Linked DNA regions of Homo sapiens: all the other regions are linked to region 1. A link is a contact called in ENCODE Hi-C or POLR2A ChIA-PET data. All regions are on one chromosome and are shown on one strand. The core of a region is the stretch at or near the end of the contact, and the rest is flanking DNA. Distances in the headings are between cores, read along the strand shown. Region 1 holds the start of JMJD7-PLA2G4B (JMJD7-PLA2G4B readthrough). Region 2 overlaps EHD4 (EH domain containing 4). Region 3 has its middle 36 kb from the start of PLA2G4D.

Region 1 (3,530 bases), core at 188-2,687:
CAGTGCTGGGCACCCACGGGTGTGCTGGATACTGGAGTTTGAGAGGAGGGAGGTGCTGGGGCCAAAGGAGACACTAGAAAAGTGGTAGATGGGACAGGTAAGTGGCAGAGGTGAGGGGATAAGTTAGAATGTAAAAGGGCAGTAATTAGGGGTGAGGGAAAGGAGATAGGGGACCCTAGGAGGTAGAGTGGGACCATGTCGTGAGGCAGTTGAAGAGTTGAGGAAAGGTTTTTCTGGGCCCTACTGCTCCCCTCTGCTGCAGGTAAGTCAGAGCAGCTTTACCACAGCTTCAGGCCACGAGAGCCCCTTCACCCGCCCTGCTGCGCCATAGGCAGAGGCTTATAAAGAAATGGGTTCTGGGCCAGGTGTGGTGGCTCAAGCCTGTAATCCCAGCACTTTGGGAGGCCGAGGCGGGTGGATCACCTGAGGTTAGGAGTTCGAGATCAGCCTGGCCAACATGGTGAAACCCTGTCTACTAAAAATAAAAAAATTAGCTGGGCGTGGTGGTGGGCGCCTGTAATCCCAGCTACTCGGGAGGTTTAGGCAGGAGAATCGCTTGAACCCTGGAGGTGGAGGTGGAGGTTGCAGTGAGCCGAGATCGCGCCATTGCACTCCAACCTAGGTGACAAAGCTACACGCCATCTCAAAAAAAAAAAAGAAAAAGGGTTACAAAAGGTTCCCAGCTCCGGGGCATCAGCCTGAGTGCGCTTGAGCTGCTCCAAACCTGGCCCTTCCCCACTCCTCTAGCATCGCCACCCGCATGGCCCTGGAACTCCCGCGGCGGCGGGGGCGGGCCCGTGCCTGCTGTGCCCCGACTTCCCACACCAGCCGCGCCCACCGCAGGTGGGACTCAGGTTCGCCCTCTGGGCCAGGTCCTTCACGAGGAGGGAGCTACCCTTCGCCAGAAGTTTGTGAGAATGTGGCCGCCCTTTTCCTGCCCTCTGCCCCATGTGGGTGGGGGGCCTCGTGGCCCGGCCGGCGCCCCGTCCCCTTCTGCATGTCTGAGGCCACCGGCAACCGCCGCCCCACTCCAGATTTGCCCCCGCCTTGTTTTGAAAGCCCCTTATTTATAACTTTTATACTTTGTGCAGGTCGCGGCGCTTCCTGCCTCATCCTCGGCTGCATGGGGCGGGGGCGCTGTTTTTAACGTGCCCGTTTGTACTGATGTATGAACTTGTCAATAAACACAATTGTTTGTTAACCCTGGGATGCCGGCCAGTGGGGCAGGCCGAAGCGGGCGCTGCCAGTCGCTCCACCGCTTCGGTGGCAGAACCCGGTGTGTGTCCAGGGGCAGGACGGGGCGGGGTGCTGGGGGTGTGGCCTGCGGCGGGTGCCTCTGGAAGGGCGGGGCGAGGGTCTGGGGGTGTGGCCTGCGGCGGGGACTCTGGGGAGGGCGGGGCGAGTGCTTGGGGTGTGGCCTGCGGCGGGGCGTCGGGGAAAGGCGGGGTCTCGGCCGGCGCTGACGCAGCCATGGCGGAGGCGGCTTTGGAAGCCGTGCGGAGCGAGTTACGAGAATTCCCGGCCGCTGCAAGGGGTGAGTGGCTCTCCCACAGGCTGCGGCGATTTCCGAACACGGGAGGGGCCCTGGGATGCCGCTGACACCGGGGGCTCGGAACCTCGTGTGTGCGACTGCCCTGAGGCCCCGCTCGGGTTGCTCTTCTGTGGCAACCTGCTTCCCTTCTCCCGTGTTCGCGCGCTCCCGCGGCTTCCTGGGTGATTCTGTTCACGTTGTTCCCAAGGCCCGGTGCCGTCTTGACCGTGGTCGCGGCGAAGCCCTGTGTTTCCTACAGTCTTGAGCAGCTTGCTGTTACCCTTGTTGAAAGCTCATCGAAGGCACACAGCTGGTGGTCGGATTCCTCCCCCACGCGCCCCACCTCCGACCTCAACTCCCTTGTCGCACTTTGGGAGGATTGCAGGCTGACCAAATGGTCCCTGGCTCTTCCCCTGCTTGGTTTTTATTCCTTTTCTTTCTTTCTCTCTTCCCTCCTTCCTTCTTTTTTCTATTTTTAAATGATTTCTTACCACTGAACAGCAACACAGGCTCATGTGTATGTGATGGGTATGTAATATACAGTGGTACGCAATGTAAATGAAGCAAGGTTTCCTCCCAGCCCCAGTTTGCATTCTTACAGAAAGATTGTTTATATCCGTGCACACACGACTTTTTACCCTTTTTTTGTACAAATAGTAGCCTGCTAAACACACTCTTCTGCACCGTGTATCTTGGAGATCATTTCACATTCCTCTACCTCAGTCTTTTTCACGTCTGTGTGCTAGTGCTGTATTCACTTAGTCATTTAGGTCATGTCCAATCCGTTGTTTTCAATAATGCTGCAACGAATACTTTGAGGATTGATTTAACAAATACTTATTCAGCATCTCTGTGTGCCAGGCTCTGTTCAGTGTGTTTGAGATACATCACTGAACAAAACAAATCTGTCTTTTACAGTCTATGTCCTGTTACATTCTAAGTGAGAACGTGGACAATCAACCACAGGTGTACTGAATGAGTACATTGTAGAGTAGAAGAAGTAGGTTAGAAGGTAAGTGCAGGCAAAGCCCTCTTTGGGAGTATGCCTGATGTGTTTAGGAAACAGTGAAGAAGCCAGTCTGCAGGAGCAGCGTCTTCTGCGCATGTGTGAGTATGTTTGTTGGTTAAATACTTTATATTTTTTGAGACAGGGTCTTACTCTGTCACACAGGCTGGAGTGCAGTGGCACGATCATAGCTCGCTGCACCTCGACCTCCCAGGTTCAAGAGATCCTCCTGCTTCAGCACCTGGGAGTAGCTGAGACTACAGGCATGCGCCACCACGCCTGGCTAATTTTTTTGAATTTTAGTAGAGACAAGGCTGGTCTCAGATTCCTCAAACAATCCTTCCACCTCAGCATTCCAAAGTTTTGGAACGCCATGGAACACATAAGCCACTGCTCCCGGCCTTGTTAAATTCTTAGCAGAGTTATGGGGTCAAAGCAATTGTTTGGATCCCTTTTGAAATTTTCTCACTTGGAAGCCCCAGGAGAGGAAAGCAGCCATTCTCTAAAGGAAATGGTGAGCAAGTAAAACAAATCCCTAATTGCAGAAGTCCAAAGGGTGAAAAAATGGCAGTTTCCATGTATTTTCAGAATCCCAGGCTGTGTGCAGTACTCACGCCTGTAATCCTAGCACTTCAGGAGACCAAGGTGGGAGGCATCTCTTGAGGCCAGGAGTTCAAGACCAGCGTGGGCAACATAGTGAGACACCATCGTGTGGTGGCATGTGCCTGTAGTCCCACCTCCTGAGGCAAGAGGATTGTTTGAGTCCAGCAGTTTTGATGACAGTGGCGGGCAGTTGGAAGCAGATGCTGTCATCATGCTGGCTGCAGTGGGGAGGCACAAGTCGGGCAGCAGAAGTGGCTCTGGGAGCAGCAGTGGTGGTAGTGAGTCCCCTGTTCCCTGCATCCCCGAGGCAGCCGACTGCACCACCCCCACCCTCACATGGCTGGGCAGGACCTGCTCCTCAGCCCAGACCCTCTGCTGCAGCCTGAACCT
Region 2 (3,518 bases), core at 709-3,208, 130 kb after region 1:
GGAAGAGCTCGGTGTGGAGCTCCACCTTGGGTGGCTCGCGGCAACACGGCCCCTTCTCGGCACCTTCACCAAGCCTGGCCAGGAGGAGGCCCTTCAGATTCCGGGCCAGGGAGGTGAGCATACGGATATCGTAGTTAAGCAGTGAGTCCCCCAGCTGGACAATCACTCACACAGCACAGGTGTTGAAGTCAGACATCACTGTCGAGGAGTGCCTGAATTACTTTCTGATGTTTCATTCCTGTACAAGTACAGCAAATCCCACTACTTTTGAAATAACAGGGGTTTCAAGGAAAAATATAAATGAAAAAATTGTTTAAAGAAGAGCAGATGTTTCCTACATTCAAGTTTATATTGCAATCGAAGCCAGAGTTTTCTAAGTAGCGACCCTACTGGACAGACCTTTAACAATAAATCATTTTTAAAGTGTGCTTCAAGTGTGAAATAATTTGAAGTCAAAGGTGTCCCCCTTTGACTGTGACCTTGGTAAATCAATCTCTGGATCTCAGACACAGAGGAAGAACTAGAATTAGGAAGAATTACTGTATTATAAAGCTTGCTTGCATTATCAATTTGTTTGGTGATACTTTCACAGATAATACAAAGTTAACATTCAGTGTTCAATTTCACCATCAAAGAAATACCAGTAAAGACAGAGCACATTAACAAATTTTTGAAAACTCGGAATCATCAATGCTGGCAAGGGTCCTGTGAGATAAACACCCTTATATATGTTGGTGGGGGAATAAGTTGGTCTAACTTCACTAAAAAGCAATTTGACACCATGTGTTAGAAGCCTTTAAAATGGGGGTCTTGCTGGGAGCGGTGGCTCGTGCCTGTAATTCCAGCATTTTGGGAGGCCGCAGTGGGAGGATCGCTTGGCCTAGGAGTTCGAGACTAGCCTGGGCAACATGGAGAAACCCCGTCTCTACAAAACATACAAAAATTAGCCAGGTGTGGTGGCGTGCATCTGTAGTCCCAGCTACTTAAGAGGCTGGGGTGGGATGGTCGCTTGAGCCCAGGGAGGTTGAAGCTGCAGTGAGCTGTGACCATGTCACTGCACTCCAGCCTAGGTGACAGAGTGAGACCCTGTCTCTAAATAAATAAAGAAAAAATAAACTCAAATGGGGATTTTGCGGAGTTGACCTCTAACAGCTCGTGCTGGTGTTATTTGAGGGCCTGTTTCCTCTCCTCTCTTGGGCTGTCATTTCCTGCAGGGCATGGTCTATATACTCAGTACTTTAGAAACCTGGAGTCTGGTAGGAATGATTTGAGTCAGCCTCTTATCTTTACAAGCGACAAGACTGAGGGTTAGTGCAGGAACATGGCTTGTTGCTGGTCAAACTCACAGGGTGGCCATGCAGGATCCAGAACCTGCAGCCCCTTTCTCCTGGCCCCAGACTTCTGCTCTTACACCAGGCACAGCACCATCACCCTGGGGTCCTACACTGCCCCCAGCTCCCTGGTGCTCTAAGCAGGACCTGGCAGATCCCTGACTTTACATATGACACTCTAAGCTGATTGCCCTGAAGAAGATTTTTCACTGGGGGACTGCAGAAACTCAGATTCATCTGTTACACTGCTGGGTAAACAGGTACATGTCAGTGCAGTGAGGGAACTCGGAACAACCAAGACACCAAGTATCTGACATGGAAAAAGGGAGAATGAAGTGATGGATCCACACACAGCAAGCTGGAAGGGAAGAGTCTGAGCTGATGCTGAGGTGCAATGTGCATAAATGGGTCAATCACACAGCCACACGGGATAGACAGCCTGATCAACTGTGTTAGACATTTCTCACGGTGGGAGTGCCTCAGAGGCTTTCCCAAAGCTACGAGTTTCAGGGACTCTAGTATTATCTGCAATAACAACAATTCAAAGGAACAAGAGGACACAGGAAGACCACCGTGATTCAGAGCTGATTAGCCCCTCCACAGGCATCCTGTGCTTTGGAGACTTGATTTTTGTCCTTGGCTCCACTTTGCTCCCCCTTTCCTGTGTTCTCGGAGAGGCCTGCCAATTCCAGCAATGATTGCTCCAAGGTTCTCGAGCCAAGCCAGCCACATAAAAAGGTATGGACATTTGGATTCCAAGCAGCTGGGCGGAAGGGATGGTGGGATGGATGGGAGACCTGACATCCCCTTGTCCTGGTCCGATGAGGTCCCCAGTTCAGACTCATCCAAGTGGCTCTGGGGTACCCCGGTTGCCAGCATTCAGCCCAAGCTCACAGAGCTACTTTGATGCAAGAGTATATATGGATGGTGTCTTCTTTTTTTCATTGCTTAGGCTAGAATTTTTTTTTTCACTTCATAGAAGTGAATGTCATTTATGACAAGGGGAAGAAAAAAAACTCTCAAGATATTGAAAACAGAGATACTCTCAATATGTCCAAGCACCATCTTCTCAACGATGAGCTTAAGAATGAATAAAAACCAAACAAATCTAAGTGGCACATTATTCAAACAAATGCTGGAGTAGTGGGCAAAGCATTACACTTTAAATAAATATACCTAACGCTTGAGGACTCGTTATGTGCTAAAGTCTTTACATGAATAGTCTCATTTCATCCTAACTACCTTATGGGCAGGTACTATTTCTATCCCTATTTTACAGATGAGGAAACTAAGGCTCAAATGGGTTAAGCGGTTTATTAAGATGAAGGATTTCTTACTAGTCTTATGAGGACACCACCCACCCTAAATCAGAGCCTGAGAGGCCGACGGGTTCCACTGGGAATGTTTACAGGAACGTGTCCTGTGAATCATAACAAATACACAAATGTAAGATTTTAAAAATAATACGGCACATATATTTTGAGTGTTGTATGAGCATTATTTTTAAATTATCAAGCCAAATCTAAAGAAATGGTTTGTGTGGGCTGGGCGTGGTGGCTCACGCCTGTAATCCCAGCACTTTGGGAGGCCGAGGTGGGCGGATCACGAGGTCAGGAGATCGAGACCATCCTGGCTAACACGGTGAAACCCCGTCTCTACTAAAAATACAAAAATAAAATTAGCCAGGCATGGTGGCGGGCGCCTGTAGTCCCAGCTACTCGGGAGGCTGAGGCAGGAGAATGGCGTGAACCCGGGAGGCTGAGCTTGCAGTGAGCCGAGATCGTGCCACTGCACTCCAGCCTGGGTGACAGAGCAAGACTTTGTCTCAAAAAAAAAAAAAAAAAAAAAAAAAAAAGAAATGGTTTGTGTGATGATAAACGAGATCTTAAAATATGTTCGTGCATACCTTGGCATCTGTGCATGGAGTTTGGGGGTTCAATTCATTGCTATTGCCTGAAACATTTTTAAAATAAGTTTTGGAAAGTTTCATGTAATATATTTTTCTTCAGAATACTTACTTGATCCACTATTTCACTAGGAGAGGGATGAAAAGGAAGAGTTACTACTTCTACTCTGATTTGATTTGAGCCTGGAAAGATGTTTTAAGAGCAGTTTCTGGCCGGGCACGGTGGCTCACACCTGTAATCCCAGCACTTTGAGAGGCTGAGGTGGATGGATCATGTGAGG
Region 3 (3,619 bases), core at 611-3,110, 230 kb after region 1:
ATGGAAGACATACTGGGTGACATCAGGAAGACATGAGAGGCTAGGCTCAGTGCCTCTCCAGTGGTTCCTGATTCAAAAACGGATGGTGCCCACCCACCCAGGAGGTGCTGGGGTGCTGTGGGAGGGTGGGGCTCCCACAGCTCTTAAGAGTATTATTGGCAAGTTATCCAGTCTTTCTGAGCCTTAGTTTCTTCCTTGGTAAAACAGGGATAATAATGATACCGACTTTATAGAAGTGCGAGAACTAACGCCTGCCAAATAGTAGGGCACAATTAATGTTAGTGTCTTTTCTGCCCAATTGCCCAGTACAGAAAGTGTTGCTTCAGTAACCTAGGCGAATGCCAGGACTGATTCATAGGAATATCATAGATATATTCGCAACGTCTAAAATGATCTCGTTATAACAATGATCGTTTTTACAAAAATAAGATATATTGACTGTTTTGTATCCCATGAAGGTGAGGGGAGGGATTTTCCTAACTTTCCTTCCAGAATCCGCTATTAGGGTGATGGACTCAGCACCTTTCTGTCCTCCCCTACCCGTCTTAAGAGTTCCTCGTCACAGAGTCGGAAATGGGGATAGAGCTTGGCCCAAGTTAGAATTTCCACCACTCCAGGGGCAGAATGCAGAAAGAAGAGAAAAGTAGCGGGGGGCCTGGCGCAGCTGCTAATGCGGTGCAGAAACTCTTTGAGCTGCCACCCTGGCAGGGCCGGCCTTGGGGGATGTGCCTGAGGATGGTGGGTGAGCAAAGCCACCTGCCCCGGCACAGAGCCTGCGGGTTGTGCTCTGCAAAGCCCTCCCGGTTTCATTCCCAGAGACCGGGCGAGAAAGGGCAAGCCAGGCAGCAGACGCTGGGGGGCGCGTGGCCAGGCTACCCGGATCGTCCAGCGCGACATGGAGTCTGTGTGTCCTCACCAGTGCTGCGTGACAGGAGCCGGGCACCACCGACGCCATAGGCTTGTCGGTGTCTCAGCACTGACACCGTGTGGCCCTGAGAAAAAGCAGTGAGGGGTCCGCAGAAAGTCTTGGAGACGGGAGGTTGTCCCATTTCCTTTCCTCGGGATGTTAATCAGCATCCCTGGGACTTTCCTGGTTATCGCTGATGGCAGAAGTCCAGGAGGGAAAGGAATGTGTCTGAGCTCAAAGGCTGAAGGCTTCAAGACTTAGAAGTCAATTCGATCACTAATGAGAAAGAATGTAATCTCAAGGTGAACTCCAGAGTAGGGAGTGAGTGTGTATCGTGACCTTGGGGGCTAGTCATCACCCCAGCCTAGACAAAGATGATGTAAAACACCCGCGTCAGGGTTGTGACATCCTCCTGACGTCGAGGAGCGACCGCCCCTTCCCGGATGATGTGGCTCGCACAGCTTACACTTTCTCCACCTCCGCTGGCCGTACCTGCTTCAGTAAGTGGCCCTGCCATCCACCCAGTTGCGTAATGGATTAGTCAAGACTCTCTTAGTCATAGGTAGGAGCCAAACTGAACAAGCTGAGGCATAAAAAGCAATTTACTGCCTCACCTAGCTGGGCAAGAGGCCGAACTAACTCACAGGTTTGACACAAGGAAGATTCTGGGAAGTTGGAGAAGAACAGAACCTGGGATTGGCAGCGGCCAGGGCTGTTTGTCCTGCCCTTGTCTCCTCTGTCCCCCTTCACCCACTGGCCTCACTCTCTCTTTCTGTAGACAGCCCTCCTCCAGTGGTGGGGATACAGCCCCTGGCAGCCCAGGCTCAGCCACCCCAACATCAAGGGAGAAATTTTTTCAACAGGAATCTTTCTAATAGGGAAGGGCTCAGATGGGCTTGCTCAAGTTAGGTGTCTGCCCCCCGAGGCAATCCCCAGTGGCAAGGAGATGACACACTGAGATAGGCCAGTCCTGGTCACACCCTCTCTCCTAGGGCTGCTGGACAGGAGTTGTCAACAGAGAAGAGTGACAGGAACACTTACTTGGCAGGCACAAATCACAGGTTGCTGTGCTCCACTATGCAGATGATGACACCCTCAGATTTTTTCTCTTTAGTAAACTCTTAAAACTAGACATATACACAGAAAACTGCATGAATTATGAGTGTGCAGTGTTTATTCACAAGAGCAAGGACATAGAATCAACCCAGGCACCCATCAAAAGTAGATTAAAGAAAATGTGGTGCATATACACCATGGAATACTACACAGCCATAAAAAAGAACAAAATCGTGTCCTTTGCAGTACCATGGATAAGGCTGGAGGCTGTTACCTTAATTGAATTAACACAGAAACAGAAAACTAAATACTACGTGTTCTTACTTGTAAGTGGCAGACACAAAGATGGGAAAAATAAACACCGGGAATTCCAAAAGCGGGGAGGGAGAGAGTGGGAGAAGGGTGGACAAACTGCCTATTGGGTACTATGTTCGCTACTTGGGTAGGGCCCAAACCTCAGTACCATGCGATATACCCATGTAACCCCAAACCTGTACATGTACCCCCAGAATCTAAAATTTGTTTTAAAAAAGAAAATAAATATGTATAGAAATAGCAGAATGTAAGATACCTTTAAGTTCACCTTTCAGAGATAACACTGATGATGTTATCAGCATTTATTATTTTCTTTAAGGATCTCATTTCTATTTATTTATTTATATATATATATTTTTTAGAGACAAGGTCTCACTCTGTTGCCCAGGTTGGAGTGCAGTGATGCAGTCATAGTTCACTGCAGCCTCAAACTCCTCAGTTCAAGTGATCCACCTGCTTTGGCCTCCCACAGCGCTGGAATTACAGGCATGAGCCAGCACACTCGGCCAAGAATCTCATTTTTTAGCCTCACTTTTAAAAAATAAAATAGAAAGTATACTGCATAAAGAAAAAAAATGTGCAGCTTCATTAAGTTTCCCTTTTGAATACACCCATGTAACAAGCATCCTGATGGAGAAACAGAACGTCACCAGCATCCTAGAAACCTTCCTTGGCTTCCTTCCAATCATGGCACACCTGTCTTCCAAAGGTAAATGCTATCCTGATTTCTGCTACTGTAATTAGTTTGATCAGTTTTGGCACTTTATACCAATGCAACTGTTCAATATTTTATTCTTCCATGCCTTGCTTCTTACATTCAACATTATGTTTATGAAACCCATCCATACTGTGTGTAATACAGAGTGTTTGTTTTCACGGCTGCATAATATTCCATTGCATGAATACTCCAAACATTATTTGCCCATTTTACTGTTGATAGACACCCTGGCCGTGAAGAGGAAAGTCCCAAGTGCCATTGGGTTGTGACAGTACTGTGAGAGACTTTACCTAGGCATTTATGTCTTTGAATTTTGCTTTGAATCATGTTCTTCTTTGAATATATGTGTAAATGCTGGCTGCTAATTAATATATAAGGTTGTCACATGAGTTTAAAAGCATTATTTCAGCCAAGCGCAGTGGTTCATGCTTGTAATCCCATCACTTTGGGAAGCTAGGCAGAAGAATTGCTTGAGCCCAAGAGTTCAAGACCAGCCTAAGCAACATAGCAGGACTTCTATAAATAAGAGCGTATTTTGTGGAAAGTTTTACGGAGTGACGAGTATGCTCTGTGCTCTTGGGGACCACTACTCCAGGCAATTAATTGTCCTGGCAACACCGTCA

Evidence for each region. Hi-C counts contacts between places; a loop is a spot of excess contacts on that map. ChIA-PET counts read pairs that join two places held with the same protein, here RNA polymerase II (POLR2A). Pooled maps may share reads with other maps.
Region 2: a loop to region 1 is called in a pooled map, with 3 times the contacts of the local background. The contact joins the enhancer-like site here to the promoter of JMJD7-PLA2G4B in region 1. A Hi-C loop is called at or near these places in 1 of 168 maps with a recorded cell type or tissue (psoas muscle) and 2 of 50 pooled maps. POLR2A ChIA-PET finds 5 or more read pairs at or near these places in 3 of 52 experiments (HepG2, WTC11 and activated naive CD4-positive, alpha-beta T cell).
Region 3: a loop to region 1 is called in a map of cardiac septum, with 3 times the contacts of the local background. The contact joins the enhancer-like site here to the promoter of JMJD7-PLA2G4B in region 1. A Hi-C loop is called at or near these places in 4 of 168 maps with a recorded cell type or tissue (CD4-positive, alpha-beta T cell, cardiac septum, heart left ventricle and 1 more) and 15 of 50 pooled maps. POLR2A ChIA-PET finds 5 or more read pairs at or near these places in 1 of 52 experiments (activated CD4-positive, alpha-beta T cell).

What each region holds. Positions count from the first base shown.
Region 1 is chr15:41,826,655-41,830,184 of GRCh38, forward strand. It overlaps JMJD7-PLA2G4B (JMJD7-PLA2G4B readthrough), which reads left to right and starts at 1,438. Exons shown (of 25, transcript NM_005090.4): 1 at 1,438-1,534. The coding sequence starts at 1,471. It overlaps MAPKBP1 (mitogen-activated protein kinase binding protein 1), which reads left to right. Exons shown (of 31, transcript NM_014994.3): 31 at 1-1,201. JMJD7 (jumonji domain containing 7) reads left to right here and starts at 1,438. Exons shown (of 8, transcript NM_001114632.2): 1 at 1,438-1,534. The coding sequence starts at 1,471. RefSeq lists enhancers at 1,036-1,265, 1,297-1,591 and a silencer at 1,326-1,415.
Region 2 is chr15:41,956,238-41,959,755 of GRCh38, forward strand. The region is part of intron 1 of EHD4 (EH domain containing 4); the gene reads right to left. It overlaps LOC124903477 (a long non-coding RNA gene), which reads left to right. Exons shown (of 2, transcript XR_007064603.1): 2 at 1-428. Among named protein-coding and RNA genes, the nearest start is that of EHD4, 15 kb to the right of the region's middle. RefSeq lists an enhancer at 1,037-1,156. Within about 2 kb of position 1,959, at least 4 of the 41 ENCODE cell types and tissues checked have a DNase peak (open chromatin) inside an H3K27ac peak, as active enhancers do.
Region 3 is chr15:42,056,256-42,059,874 of GRCh38, forward strand. No RefSeq gene overlaps it. Among named protein-coding and RNA genes, the nearest start is that of PLA2G4D, 36 kb to the right of the region's middle. Within about 2 kb of position 1,861, at least 21 of the 41 ENCODE cell types and tissues checked have a DNase peak (open chromatin) inside an H3K27ac peak, as active enhancers do.